Regions from separate parts of the Homo sapiens genome. Here region 1 is linked to region 2. A link is a loop called in an ENCODE intact Hi-C map of the cell type or tissue named here. Cell type or tissue: endothelial cell of umbilical vein. All regions are shown on one strand.

What was found. Peaks named below come from ENCODE experiments on the same cell type or tissue, not always from the same donor. Only the 100,000 strongest peaks of a DNase experiment are listed, where the experiment ranks them.
Region 1: a loop joins it to region 2, with 11 times the contacts of the local background. A loop is called at or near these places in 3 of 110 quality-filtered maps.

The regions. Positions count from the first base shown.
Region 1 is chr1:200,072,598-200,080,597 of GRCh38, reverse strand. The region is part of intron 5 of NR5A2 (nuclear receptor subfamily 5 group A member 2); the gene reads right to left. Among named protein-coding and RNA genes, the nearest start is that of NR5A2, 49 kb to the right of the region's middle. RefSeq lists an enhancer at 7,509-8,000. In endothelial cell of umbilical vein, no CTCF peak of the experiment used is centred here; DNase peaks (open chromatin) are centred at 4,257 and 7,707; H3K27ac peaks cover 3,467 bases.
Region 2 is chr1:199,680,041-199,688,040 of GRCh38, reverse strand. No RefSeq gene overlaps it. Among named protein-coding and RNA genes, the nearest start is that of NR5A2, 340 kb to the left of the region's middle. In endothelial cell of umbilical vein, a CTCF peak has its summit at 3,195 (motif pointing left); DNase peaks (open chromatin) are centred at 530, 2,490 and 3,170; H3K27ac peaks cover 2,403 bases.

The sequences.
Region 1 (8,000 bases), 390 kb before region 2:
AATGGAACACAAAAGAGCTGGAAAGAAAAATCGCCTTTTGTTTAGATAGTGAGTTTACAGAGCTCATTTTTCCTTAATGCTTGCCATAAAATAAGCATTCTCTCTCTGACAAAGCTAGTATCACAATTACCAGGAACTATAAAATCAAAGATTTTATATATATATATCTCAAACCAGAGTTAATAATTAAATTTCAAAATACTATAAATCAAAGCATATTAGAATCCAAATATTTTCATGAATATTAAGTCTATGAACATTAAGAGGCTGAGGCAAATGATTTTTGCAGTCTTAGACTCTATAGTACAACTTTGAGAGGCCACACAAGGTTAATTCGGGTGACTGGTTCCATTAATCTAGTGACCAGTTCTATTTGATTGTAACATTTGAGCCATTAGACATATTTCTTGGTAGCATTGCCTGATGGTTCTTGTTAGGCAAATTAATCATGGATCTCTGTGTAAAGCACCTTTTTCCAACTGTCTGTTCTCCTTCTTTCTCCAAATCACCTCAAACTTTTTGGAAATAATAAAGAAAAATAGAGTAAGCCATTTGCTAAAAGCCTGGGGAGTGCAAAACAGTAATAAAGTCAAAAGCTATTTGATAGTATCTAGCTTTTATGTAAGCAACTTTTTGAAACCCAAATGACTAAATTTTGGACTGAGCCTGTCTTCCCAAAATGACACATATGTTTGATTCCTAACATCCCTTTCACCATTTTTTTTTTTTATAACAAGGCCACCCTTATCAAGTCATGTATGAATGAACAGAAGTGTCTTTCATTCCCCACTTGCCTCACGGTTCAAAAGGAACTACTAAAATAGCAGCAAAAAAATCCAACAGCCTGCCAGTGGGCTTGCACCGGTCCCATTCCTAAAGGCATGCAAAAGGTTGGAGAGCTCAGCAAAATTTTTATGTATGGGAGCAGGCCCAAGGAAAACTCACACGCCATAACCAATTGTGGACAGAGGATCATCTATCAGCAGACAAATGCAGGAACTCCAGAATGTCTCTCCTCAAATGAAATAATATATCTTTGAAAGCCAATGCCCGTTTTAGGCCCCAGGCCCATATATCAAGCCTGAGAGGCTTGTGGAATCGCTCCAGGGCCATTAACCTTCCACCTGTTTCCCCTTGTCCTTCAGGATGAGACCCTGCCCTTGATTTTACTCCCTTCCCCTGTTCATCTTCCGACAGAGTGTAAATGTAAAGCAGCGGGCCTGTGAAATAATTCAAAGGCAATGGACCAGGGGCATGGTTACAAATCTCTGCCACTGGCACTGTGACTTATGCAGGCAGTTTGTCACACATGAGCCAGGTGACCTCAGTGACATAACAGAGAAAAATATCGCCAGAGATCAAAGATGGGATTCGGAGCACTCTAAGTAACTCTGCTCCATAGAGTGAGCAGGTTATATGGTATCCAAGGATTTCCCCTTATATCAATAACATTTGTTCTGGTGAAACAGAAAAGGTAGCCCAGAGACTCCCTAATTGAAATCATTTCTGTCAAGTAGAATTGGGGCCATTTCTGTAACATGAGGATTAGAATTTCTGTTTTCTTGATCATGCCTTATAGTTGCTATGAATGCCAGGAATAGGCAACATAAATCCATCTAATTCAACTTTAATACAGAGAAATTAATAGAAATTGAAAAACATAAAAGTGAGTCCATGAAGAATTTGTCAGCCTGAGTACTTAAAAGCTATTATTGTAAAGGTAAAAGGAAAGTTTTACTATCGCTTATAAATTTGCTAGGTCAAAGAAGTGGTTAAGTAAATTTTTTGAGGCTTACACTATTCATTAAAATGAATTTCACATGTTTATTATGTATTATGTATAACATTAAAGTAAGGTAGTAAATAAAGGATCTAATGAGAGCACATGCATGAAGTTACTTTAAAGAAGTCCAAGACATTCTCCAGATCATATTAGAACTTAAGAAAATGTAGAATGACCCATAAATGGCTAAAAAAAGTAGAGGGGTATATTGGAAGAAAATTAATAGTTGAAATAGTCTTAATTATGAAAGAATTAATTTCTAGTTTGTATTTGTTACTTAAAGTATGATTTTCCTCAGTTGTTCTGTGCATTCAAGTATTCTCTGTTGGGTCTAGAAAATGAACAAGACTTTAACATAGTCCTCCCTAGGCCCATTGTCTTTTCTGTAGCATTAAATTTTGAATTTTTCATAAATTAAAATAACTACAAACAATCAGTCTTGATTCACTGGTTGAGACAGGCAAGTGCACCTTAGTTCATTCCTTTCCTGTTCTAAAGCAAGGTAGCTGGGATGTAGGTAACTTCCCTTGACATGCCATACATAACACACACGAGTATCTCTTTCCAAGTGCTATTGAAGTCTTTAGTGGACCAACTCATGTGTTTTTGCCTTCTCCAAGTGTGCTGGTATCAATGCCAAATTTCTAACGTAGATATGTTAGAAAATAAAAACAATCAACTTTGTTTAATAATCAGAAAGTTCTGATGCCCACGTTTGGAGCAATTTGAAATGCTTGCTTGAATCTTCACAGAAACGTGAGGATACTAACTTTCTTTAACTAGCTTCTTTACCTGGGACTATCACTAGGCTTCAATGAGTCCATGAAGCCCTGGGATTGCATGCAAAATTTCTGTTTTATGCATTTTTCTGGGAAAATTAGTACAAGCTATCATCAGATACTCAAATAATGTTAACAGTGACTGCTAGAGAACAGAAGTCAAAGCCCTAAACTAGAATCAAAAACTGCGAGAGCCCTAAAGGTCATCCAGACTGACGTACCATCTTGCAAATGAGAAAAAGAAGTCCGAGGAAGACGGAACCACACAACTACTAAGTTGATGCAAAATTAATTGCCAGTTTGTTTGTTTTTGTTTCTGTTTGAGACCAAGTCTTGCTCTGTCACCCAGGCTGGAGTGCAGTAGCACTATCTTGGCTCACTGCAACCTCCGCCTCCCAGGTTCAAGCGATTCTCCTGCCTCAGCCTCCCGAGTAGCTGGGATTACAGGCACCCACCACCATGCCTGGCTAATTTTTGTATTTTTAGCAGAGACGAGGTTTCACTATGTTGGCCAGGCTGGTCTTGAACTCCTGACCTTAGGTGATCCACCTGCCTTGGCCTCCCAATGTGCTGGGATTACAGGCTTGAGCCACCCAGCCCAACCTAATTGTGGTTTTAATGGCAAAAACCGCAATTAATTTTGCACTAACCTAATACAATTTATTAAACATTAGCTAGTGAAAATGAGTTACTGAAACTCCGGAATTTGCTTCTTAATTAAGGACCTCTTCCTCTACATGTGATACCAATCTTTCCTTTGGCTGTTGTTTAAAAGTCAGATTTTGTTGTATGACCCTTAAAATAATTTTTCTGTGATGCCGAAACCTAATTATGAGAAATACATATGTTTTTAAAACAACATAAAACATTTTATAATTCTGGCCTTAGGCATCTGTTGGTATGAATAAATGTTTAAAAGACTTTCATTTGTAGATTAAAATTTATGTTTTATAAAAACGGCACTAAAGTAGTAGATATTATGCCTTAAACGCTTGTTAGGTTTTTTCTTGAAAAAGGATAGTTTGTATACATGTCACATGACATGGTCTACCTAACTTTTAAGTAGCTTTGTTGTATCAAATTCATTTTAAGTACATTTTAAACTTCTCTATAATTAATATTTAATTTATACAAATTAATCTATTATCTCTAACAGTGAGTGAGTTAGTGGAAGTTCCTTTGTAATATTTATGAAAATCTCAAACCAAGATCATGCAATGCCACCTATTACCAAAAAATATGTTTCTACTTAATGTTTATTTTGAATTCTCCAAACCTCCAAATTATTAACAAAAATGCTAAGCAAGTCATGCTGTTCATTTAAATGGCAACTCTGTACCTACTCAATAGTTAAAACACTAAATCTGAAAAGATGTCAGCTGCTTTTGAATTCTCAAATCAAGTAAGGTATTTACTATTCTCAGTAAGCTACCTAAATTAGTCACTCCTTTTAGAAGTACAGGACAAAAAATGAAAAAGATACTATAATAGTAAGTTAACCTAAAATTTTTAATCCACTAATGCTCTGCGATTTAAAACAAATAAGATACGGTTAGCCTGCAGACAAAAAAAAAAAAAAATTCCTGGGCATGAATCACTGCTTACATTCTTTTCCATCCACAAACAATTTCATTTGGGAAAGTTGCCACATAGTATCGACAGTGACAACAAATGGCATTGTCCCGTGAACATCTGTTTCCGACTCCCACACTGATACTGCAGGCTGGGTACTTAGGACTTAGTTGGTCTTCACAAGTTGCTGAGCCACAAAGGAACTGGAAATCACTGGTACGTTGAGGTTTTATTATTGGAACACAGGAAAACTTTATCATCATGCTGGGAAGTTCTGTATCTTTTGAAATATTGGAACCGGGGTTATGTTAGCACATTAAACCATGCGGAAGACTACTTCTGAAGAAAGGGGAGGAAAAAAACTGTTTCTTGTCTATTATGTCCTTGGGTTGAGGTTCCCACTCAATCTTCATATAACTTCCTCACCCACCCTCAACCGAAAATTGTTTTGTTTTTAAAAGATGTTATTGAGTTTAGCTTCTTGTTAAAATCAAGAGAACAGAATACCAAAGGAATTCTAAGCAAAACATGATAAATAAACACTATTGTTTCTTAACAAAAAAAAAAGAAAAGAAAACAGAAGAGCTTTTATACACACTTTTATTTTTTCTAAATTCACACTACCATGCTTCACATTTTCTGAAAGCCTGGCGATATAAGGCTCGTAAAGACTCTTGACTAGAACATCCTCACCTCAGCCCACAGTGTTAAAAGGAGGAGGGCAAAGAGCTGCTGGGAGAAAAGCCAGCATGAGTGGATAAGTGGAGAGGTGGCGACAAGACACAGATGTGCGACTTTGGCTTTTGCTGCTCAACTTGTGCTACAACGGTAACGGTTTATGCACGTCTTTCAAGAACCCTTCAAGTGCACGCAACAGATTACTACTCTGTTTTACACCTCTTCTCTGTGTGGCACTTAGTTTTAATGAAAGTCTAATTCTAAACTACTTGCATGCTGCAACTATTTGCATGCTCCAAATTAATTTGCATATTGCTGAAGCAAAGAGGCTTCCTTTTTTGGCGCTTAGTTTTAACAAAAGCAGTAATAGAAGTGAATGTTATTCACAATGGTAATTCTGAATCAACCTATATTAAAACTACTGGCATGCTTCAAATTAATTTGCATATTGCTGAAGCAAAAAAGCCTCCTTTTTTTGCAAAGCGGCTTTCCTTTTTCCACTTATATTAATGGAAATGTTCAGTGGGATATGCAGTCAATGTCTGACTTATGTATACTTGGTAAATGGTTCATTCTAAAAAATATATATTGGAACATATTACATAAAACACTGTTTACTTCATTTGGCATCACACAAAATAGGCACTCCAAAAAATATTTATTAAAGAGATCACCAAATGAAATTACCACAGAGCTGTCTGGCTGAAGATAGGACAATAATAAATTCCTACTGGAGAGAAATAATTCTAAGACTTATTTTTCCTAGAGGACAATCTTTCACCAGAATACACATATAGTTTATAAATAAGTAATACATGTTTTTAAAAAGAATTATTACTAAATTCCATATCTTCATAATTTCACGTGTAAACCCCTAAAAATGTAACTATTTAAAAAATAATCATTCAGTCTATCATGACTACTTATGGGAAAATATATCCATATTTGGAGAAGTTTTTTTTTTAATTCCAGTCCATAGTGATTTAAAAAAAAAAAATTAAAGTGTTTGAGATTTGTGTTTCTCTCGTGTTTTTTTTTTTTTTTTTTTTGAGATGGACTCTCGCCCTGTCGCCCAGACTGGAGTGCAGTGGTGTGATCTCGGCTCACTGCAGGCTCCACCTCCTGGGTTCCCGCCATTCTCCTGCCTCAGCTTCCCGAGTAGCTGGGACTACAGGCACCCGCCACCAAACCTGGCTAATTTTTTGTATTTTTAGTAGAGACGGAGTTTCACTGTGTTAGCAAGGATGGTCTCGATCTCCTGACCTTGTGATCTGCCCGCCTCGGCCTCCCAAAGTGCTGGGATTACAGACGTGACCCACCGCACCCGGCCCTTTTTCTTCTTTCTTTCTCTCTTTCTTGTTTTTTTTTCTTTTTTTTTTCTTTTCTTTTAGATTAAAGACAGGGTCTTGCTATGTTGGTCTTGAATCCTCCCACCTCAGCCTCCCAAAGTGCTAGGATTTCAGGTGTGAGCCACTGTGCCTGGCCTCTCCCACTTTTAACTACAGTCTTACAATCAGTTCTCAAATAACTGCACTCATAATTCATTATCAAAAAGAAAAAAACATTAATAAACAGGCAATCAAAAATTAGAACTAGATCTGTAATATTCATGCCCATGAATCATTTCATTACTAATAGACTATTTATATTGTTTTTTATGCTTTTTAGCATACTTTTATTATGTCATTGATTCCTCACGAGGACCAAGTATAGCCATTTTCATCCAAATCAGTCTTGAAGAAAAATTCAAGAGGAATTCTTTAAGATTGAGTTGATTCAAATGGCACCATCTCTGCAAAGTTTTCCCTGGTGCCCCCTCCACAGACAGAAAAGCTCTGCCCTGTGTTCTTATAACAGCTATCGTCTCTGTTATACACCCATTGCCCATTCTAATTACAGGTTCAAAAGTCTGTCTCCCAGCAGTGCGAGGCTAGTAAGCAAGGACTGGGTATCTTAACCGACTTCGTATCCCTGCTGCTTAGCAATGTGCCTGGCATATTGAGGCGCTCCATATATGTTTGCTATATTAATTAATCAAGAAACTGTGGCTCAGAGAAGATGTGTGTGCATATGTGTGTGTGTGTGGTGTGTGTGTGTGTGTTTCAGTGGGGCCTACGTATCTGTGATTCTGTATCTTCTACATCCGTGGATTCAACCATGGATCAAAAGTATTTGGGGAAAACAAATTGTGTCTGTACTAAACATGTACAGACTTTTTTGTCATTATTCCCTAAACAATACAGTGTAACAACTACTTATACTCTCTTAGGTATTATAATTTTAAGATGATTTAAAGTACATGGGAGGTTATATGTAAATACTGTGCCATTTTTATACCAGAGACTTGAACATTCTCAGATGTTAATATCTGTGGAAGGTCCTGAAACCAATCCCCCACAGATATCAAGGGACAGCAGTATGTGTGCGCATATATATATAAAGGGGAATATATATATATATATAAAGGGGAATATATATATATATATAAAGGGGAATATATATATATATATATATATAAAGGGGAATATATATATATATATATATATATATGTATGTAAATGCTTTGACCAAAGTCATAGAGCACATTAGTGGCTCAGGTGAAACTGAAACCTGACTTTTGGTTCAGGGCTGTTCACGATGCACTAGTTCTTCCAGTTTCAACTATGTTAACTGATCCTCTGTAGATGCAAACTAATAGTAACCAAATAAGTTAACAAAAAGGCAAGCAATCAACGCTGATTTTCGTAAGGAAGTAAAGATAAAATTCTTCATCACATCTTGTGTCACCTAGAGGAAACATCAGCCTGCCAATTTTACAAACATGCTGGTAAAAGAATTTCCTTGGCAAATTGACAGCATGGAAATGTCCTTTCTAAAAATCAATTAACCCTCTAAATTCACGGGCTTGCTAGAAACATTTCCTATGCCATGGAATACAAGGCTCATGGAGATGCTCTTCCCCTTTCTATTTCTGGACATCTTCTTTTGTTCATACTTGCTAATAATAGTAGCAGAGATGGAGGTGCTATTTATAGTCCTGAAAGCAGCATGACTCTGTGCACACTTTATTCATTTATATTTCCTGTGTTTATTGTAACCTTACCTTTTTAGTAATTAAAAGTGTTCATCCAAGATTTTATTTAGCAACAAATCAGTTGTAAATAGCTTTTCTTTTAATACATGAGAGC
Region 2 (8,000 bases):
TAGCTTGTTTGCTTTTGTCTAGAACATTTTGGAGTCTGAAAAGGCTCAGTTCATAACCTCCTTTATGTAAGTGCAATCTAATTATTTTTCATGCCAGGATATGACCAGTACCTGAGGTTTTGGCTTTAAGACTATGGAAGGTAAATTGGGATAAGGAGTAGAACATTTGCTTTATAACCCAATTTCTCGCTTTCCAGGAGAGCTGATGGTAGAATTTTTTCTTTAGGACACTGAAAATATAATTTAAATTTTAAGAAAAGTTAATATCCACACACCTTTACTACAGAGGTAATGTACGCCCAGTACCTCAAATTCATCTTGCATATAGTAAGCCTTCAACCCAGGAAGACCAACCACCCTGTCCCTTGCTTTAACAACTGTTTAAGAGAAAATATGGCATATTAGAAGGACTGTTACTAAACTGGGTGACTAATGAGTGGTGTGTCATCAGACTATACAGTCTTAAATACCTCATTTTAGCCTCTCTGAGACTTGGCTTAATTGTGTCTAATAGCCCCTCCATCTGTCTTCTGGGAGTCATGCTCGCCCAGCAGTTCCTCTCTCCTTATTCTTGTCAGCCTGTGCATGGTTGCTAACGCTGTGCTGTAGTGAGATCTTGCTGGCCAGCCCCAACAGCATTCCGCCCCTCACCACTCAGCGAGGTTTATATAAACTTGCAAGGTATGTGTTTCATTGTTACTTTGATGACCCATATTCAGGGACCACAGAAAGCTCTGTATCTGCCCTGCTTATTTAACAGCTATTGTGAGGAGCCAATAAAGTAAGTGAAAACCACTTATAAAGTGTAAAGCACCGGACAAATATTCATTAAATCTTTGTACCTTTATTCCTATAGCCCTGAACACTTTGTCTTCCCTTTCAAAAAAACTTAAGTTACCTCTTATATTTTACTTCATTTAGTCTCATCAAATCCCTTTAAAGTAAAGAGCTAATTGCTTGGTTTAATAAACTTCTCCTTTCTAGTAGTCTATTAGCTAGTTTGTCCTTTATAAGTTGTGCAAAGTGACAGCAGGATTGGCTTTGAGGCCTTCCAAGGGTTTTCTACTTAAAGTCTTTCCGAGGGAGCCTAACATCAAAAGTATAAAGGAAGGAGGGAATAGCTTTTCATTTCAAAGGCATCACACTTTGATAAGGTTTTTGAGGAAATAAAAATAAAATTAATGAAAACAGTGGGCTAGAATCTGATCTCTGAGCAATGTATTTCTTAGGTTCATACAGGCTTCCAGAATTCTAAAGTAGTAACTGAATGAAGGGATTCTTTAGAACTGTCTCAGTTCATGCATCTAAGACTCCCTGGAACTATAGCTCTGCAATTTACATGGAAATCATCCTGCAATTTAGGACACATTGCTTGGGAGAATCTACATGTCTGCTCTGTACAGCATTATGTTTTATTTATACTGGTAACCATACTAGTGCTGTATTATGTAAGAATAACCCAGTGATTTTTATTTCCCATTAGAACCTTATGTGCTTTAATTCATCACTATTCTCTACTAGACTTTAAATCCTTTGACAACAGATAGCCTTTGCCTGTTTCACAGCTTCATTTCCAAGGCTCAGCACAGTGCTTGGCATAGAGTTGGCCAATAAATATTTGTTGAGAAGCTGAATTAATGCAAGGTTTTATAAAAAGGATGCATAGAAACTGGATGATACTCTGAGGACAGGTGTTGTATCTGCACATCTTAGAATTCCAAGTTCCACTTTTTTGATCTTCTCAACAAGCATGATATAGATTGTATGCTTATCTGATTCTCAGTTATGAAATCTCATCATCACAATGGTGTCAAAAGTACTGAGAGTATTATATGCTGCTCCTCATGCCTTGGAAACATCCTGTAACTATAGTTCCTTGCCTGACTGTGACTTTATCTGCAGCAGACTTTAAGTAGGGTAGGATCTCACTAAATCTCCAAATTAATATTTCTTCAAAGACGATCTCGTTTTAAGTGGGAGTGCAGGGCTAGGGAGTGGATGATGAGTTGGGATTGGAAATGAGAAATGGGAATAGAAGCAACATAAAGATAACTCTGGAAGAGAAATCCTTGACTTGCACTGGGTGTGAGAAGGGAGAAAAATGATAAACTTTTAGACCACAAAAGCAGGGATCAGGGTTGAGGAGTAATGTAATTGATAACACATATTTACATTTTTCTATCTTTAAGAACAACTAACATGTTACAACTACTCATCATAAAAAGTTTCCATTGTTTTAAGGAAAACAACATGTTGCATCATAGAATCACAAAACAGCAGAGCTGGAAAGAAAATCTGAGACCACTTAATTTGGTTCGTTAATTTTACTGTTGAAGGAACCAAGCCTTTCCTAAAGATCTTTATGAACCTTATTTCTATTTTGCCTCCCATATTTATTTGGAAATTGTGTGGAATGCTTGGGATTATGGTGACTAATGCTTGGGATTAGTCATACAGCAAGGAGTTCAAACATAGTCCACGGTGACAATTAACACTTTGAACTGGATTGAGACAATCTGATAACTGAGTAGACAGTCATTATACTGCCTTCCCAGAAACAGTAAGCACCTTATATGACACTTTTCTAAAAGAATCCTTAAGAACCTCTCCTATAAAACTCACACATTGTTTTACTGAGAAGAATACATCAGGTGTCTGAAAGAATAGAACTAATTTTTGATTTTGGTAGCAACAACCCAAGATGTCTTGTGTTCTTAAGTCAATTTCCCCAAGACTATTTTATTCTCAATATAATCAGCATTTGGGGAGGGGGTATTCTTTGAAATATTCTAAATGTTAAATATATAAGAAATATTCTGCATTGTGCTTCCCTGTTTCCATAAGCTAAATCTTTCAAGAGAACTCTCTGAAATGATACCCTATCATTCTCTCATTTAGATACCATATCAATCTAAACTGATTAGAGTCATCACAACTGCCCCCAACACAGTTGTCCTCAACTAACAATGGCACTTCGGAAAAGCCTGCATTTCATTGATGACTGAAGTCCTCACTAGTGCAAAACAGTAGCTCTTCTAGTCACAAGACTTTATTCCACATTGCATAAAATTCTAGGAGTCTCTGTGGTATGTTCATACTGAATCAGGGGTAGCTTTAATAGAATTTGTGTTTATGACCATCAGGATTAAGAATGTAAATTGATGCTAACTGCATGACTGACACCTAGTGGATATATGCCAGTGGTGCTGTTTATAACCATGCTTCCTTCCTCCCCTCAACCTGCCCTGGCAGGCATGCTATATTATGGCCCTTCAGAATATTATCCATATGGGGAAAAAAAATCACATTGGAAGAAATCATTGTCTTAAATACAGAATTATGTCATTATATATTGCTAAAATAATAGGACCAAAAACCTAGAAATACAGAATATTTACAGAGATTTGAAAGAATATACAGTAGCTTGGAGTTAAAAAAAAATAAAATAAAAATAAAAAAAGACCAGATATCAAAATTTAGTTTGTTTAGTTTGTTGGAAAGGATTGAAATACACTGACATGTAAAAGCTTGTGTAATATACAAATATCCACACAGAATTGAAATGCTTAGTATTATATCTTATCTTTGTTTTTTTGACATTAACTTACGTGCTTGAGAGATACACAGATAAAGGTTTAGTCTACTTATTCTGACATGAACTAGCACTTGTGATTGTAGTAAAAGTGTTAAAACTGCTACTATTCTGAGAATCAAATATTGATAATCAACAATTAGAATAAATTTTACATAATTTGTATGTTTCTTTTACCTACTGGGAAATTTTATTATTACTATTAAAAATAGACAAAAGGGTTGATTGTGTCAATAAGAAATTTTAAGCACAAAATGTTTTTTAAAAAGTGCATGTTTTATTGTAATTAAGGTACTGGAATTCAGATGATTATATAAATATAATGTAGATTATAGTGTCAAAATCTGAATTTTAGGAAAAAGTCTGGGCACTTTTATTCAAGAAGTTATTAGTTGTAGAGAAACAACAGATTGGACACTGTGAAAATACAGCAGTTTGTTTTGCAGATTGCCATTATTGGAGAAAGTAATTTTTAGTTGCCAATAATAAAAGATACTTTGAAATGCAGTCTCATAGATTTTTAAAAACCGTATGTTTTCTTATAGAAGTTTTCTTTAGTAGAAATTACTTTCCAGTCCATTCTTTATCTTAAAGTATGTAAAATTTCGAGCAAAAATACAGCATTGTTTTAAAGGGCATCTTCTCAGTGAGAGCAGTACAGCTGTGTAAATTGCATTGTATGGGACACTCTTGCACAGTATAACAGTGCTGCATAATAAGAAAAAGTCATGCCGCTTATCACTCAGGGCAGATGGCTTGTGCTTCTCTTTTTGAATATCAGGTAGACCTTATTCCAGATCCTTTAGATCAGTCTTTACTTTAGGAATGGTCAGAGTCAAGTTGGCCATGGTGGACATTCTGCCAGTAGGTGTAAATAAATGGCAAAAGTCAACAGAAATTTTATAAGCAATTTCACACTGGCTGGGAAGGAAAAGACTGGAAGTTTGCTAACTGTGTTTTTATATATATTTATGCATTGATACTGAGAAAAGCTTCCTTGTGATGAAGTGATTATTATAAATAAAGCTGATTGTGATTATACTTAAATTACAAGGTCCTACTCCCCATCACCACCTCTGCCCCAGCTCCCCCAAGTAAACCACTGTTCTGGTTTCTTTCGTCATGTATTAATGTTGCCTGTTTCAGAATTCCATATAAATGGAATCTGATGCTCATCTGTGTTACGTGACATGCATTAACCTTTTTATTGCCAAATAATATTCCTTTCTTCCTCAGTAAAAGAGCCACCCACCCACCGCCCCCACAATATCAACATTGTAAAACAAAGCACATGAAGTAGTTTTAGAATTGTCACAACCAGGACAACACACACACACACACACACACACACACACACACACACTCTCACATATTAAACTTACAAAAAAGATTTCAGGTCTGTTTGCAATTGTACACCCCAGAGTTGGGGTTGGGTACAATTGCAAACAGACCTGAAGTCTTTTTTGTATGTATAATGTCAAAGTACTATGAATATTTTGAATGTAAAAGTCAAAATATTGTGTTCAAAACTTCCTTAAATTAGTTTTCTCAAATGTGATTGTTATTCAATTGAAATAGAGTTCAGTTGAATTTAATTGTTTGTTTGAATTTAGTTTTAGCTTTGTCTTTTCAACAGTTGCTTTAAATATATAGAACCTTAACAGTATCATGTATTCAGCACAGGGTTGGATTTTGCTTTATGAGCCAACTTGAAAATATTTTTCTTATTAAATGAATTAAATAATTTCACATTTATTACTTCAACTGATGTATTTTCAACTTTTGTTATAATATAACTTCTGTGTATATTGTGTATTATTTGTTGTGTCTTCTTTGCCATTTAAAATTTTCTTTTCAATTCTTAGGATTTGGAACTTTTGTTCCAGTGGTTAACTTTTTACTTATATTTTTTACCATTTGCTGTAAGATCTGTCAGTTTTAAATGATGTATTTTGACTCACATCTAATAAATATACAAGTGAGAAAGCCAATATTTTTTTAGTTGCATTCTTTCTGTTTTGTGAGAACAAACCATACTCACATATGACATTATTCAGAGCCTCATCCTTGTTTTGGTCTTAGATCTACAAATAAATACAATGCTTATTGTTAGGCCTTTTCCTAGGTATCTGCTATAACTTTTCAATGTGTAGATTCACTTTTTCTTTTATTTCTGGAAAGTTTTTTTTGTTTATGGTTTTTAATATTTCCTTCCTTCCTTCCTTCCTTCCTTCCTTCCTTCCTTCCTTCCTTCCTTCCTTCCTTCTTCAGTAACATTTAAGTTGGCTCTTCTTTACCTGAATTACACTGCAACCACTTTCTGAATTTTTTTTTCTCTGTTTAGAAAAAAATATCAGTTTTGTTTTCTTGGATGTCTTCCCTTTTTTTATTCAATACTCATTACTATTTAAATTTGAATCTGTTATCCCTTTATAATTTCATCTTTATTTCTAATATTATTTTGTTTTATTCTATTTTTATCTTAAATGTGGTCTATTCAATTTTATGTTCTACTCTCCTTTGTCCCTTTTTGTTTTTAATTTTAGAATTTATGATTCCAAATTATTTTTTATATCCCAAAATACTTAAGGATATATAATTTAGTACAAATTGTTATATTACCATTTCTTCTATGTAACTATTGTATTTAGGGAAGAATTGTCATCAGCTGATTCTTTTGGGTCATATTTTCTGTTTCCTATGTTTAGTAGTTATGCATGAAATTTTTTTTTTCCTATTTCTGTGCACTGTGGACAGAGTCCTAGGACAGGAGCCCTTTTTCTGTCAGTTTAGTGAAATGCAGTGCATTTAATGTATGATACTGGTGCTGGGAAGGGAAGATTTTCTACTTCCTTGCACTGCCCTATCTCCAAGAGGTACCACCTTTTCACTATTAATCTGATTTTCCCAAGAAGCAATGATTCTTTGAGACTGTCACTTCTAATCGTGATCACTTTATAACCCCTTTTCCAAAGACAGTGTTGTGAATGACCAAGTCCCAAACCTTTGTTCAGTTTTTACCATTTAGTGTTAGACTTTCTCTTTTTCTCTTTATGGGACAGTATTTTTTGGTTTCATTTCAGTTCTTTTTCCCACTCTGTCCACTCAAAAGTTTGCAGTTAGTAATGAGAGCTCTGTTGGATTTTTTTTTTTAGTGTACTTATAGGTTATTGAAATTCATGGTATTTTTTTAATCTCTTAGTCTTGTGTGGTTTTATTTGCACTATTTGGTGATTTGATGTTTCCGGGGATAGTGTGTATGGAGACTTGGAATCAAGTGAATGGCATTATCCTAAAGGCTTAGAAACTCCTAGATATCTTTTTGCTATTGATTGCTCATTTGATCTTTTTAGTCATAAAACATACACTGTATGATTACAATATTTCCAAATTCCTGAAACTTCTTGTGGCCCAGCATATAATTTCTGTAGGTGAATACTCCATGTACTACTGAACAGAATATGCATTGTGCCATTGTTGGGTGTAGTGTACTACTGACATTTGTTAACTAGGTTCAATTGTTCAACTGATATCTTTAATATAATTATTGATTTTTTGGACAGTTTTTCTATCAATTCTAGAAAGATAAGAGGTAGCATCTCCAAATGTAATTGTGGATTTGTCTATTTCTTCCTTTATTTCTTTAGTTTTTGCTTTGTGCATTTTGAAGTTTTATTAGATCCATGATATTATTAGGTTTATTTACATTTAGGATTGTTAGTGTTTCTTGATTAATTGACTCCTGATTATTATGAAATGTTCTTTTCAATTCATGGCAATACTTGACTTTTTTTTTTTTTTTTTTTTTTTTTGAGATGGAGTCTTGCTCTGTCACCCAGGCAGGAGTGCAGTGGTACAATCTCGGCTCACTGAAACCTCTGTCTCCGGGTTCAAGCAATTCTCTGGCCTCAGCCTCCCGAGGAGCTGGGACTACAGGCACACACCACTATTCTTGGCTAATTTTTGTATTTTTAGTAAAGACAGGGTTTCACCATGTTGGCCAGGATAGTCTTGAACTCCTGACCTCAAGTGATCCACCTGCCTCAGCTTCCCAAAGTGCTGGGATTACAGGCATGAGCCACCGCGCCTGGCCAGAAATACTTATCTTGAAGTATACTCTGATATTAATATAGGTACTCCAGCTTTCTTATGATTAATAGGTATGTGGTATGATTTCATCCTTTTCTCTTTTAATCATTTTGTACTTTGTACTTTAACCTTTTGTATATTTTGTACTTTTAATAATTTTGCATTTAAAATTTAGTCCTTGGATACAAAATCAGTAGAAAATACATTTTTATTAGTACTCCAGAGAATAAGAATTAACCAGAATTTCTTTTGTTTTGAATTGGTTTTAAGTATGGAATAATTGTCTTTAAAGTTATAAAAAGTGATTAGTGATGTTTAT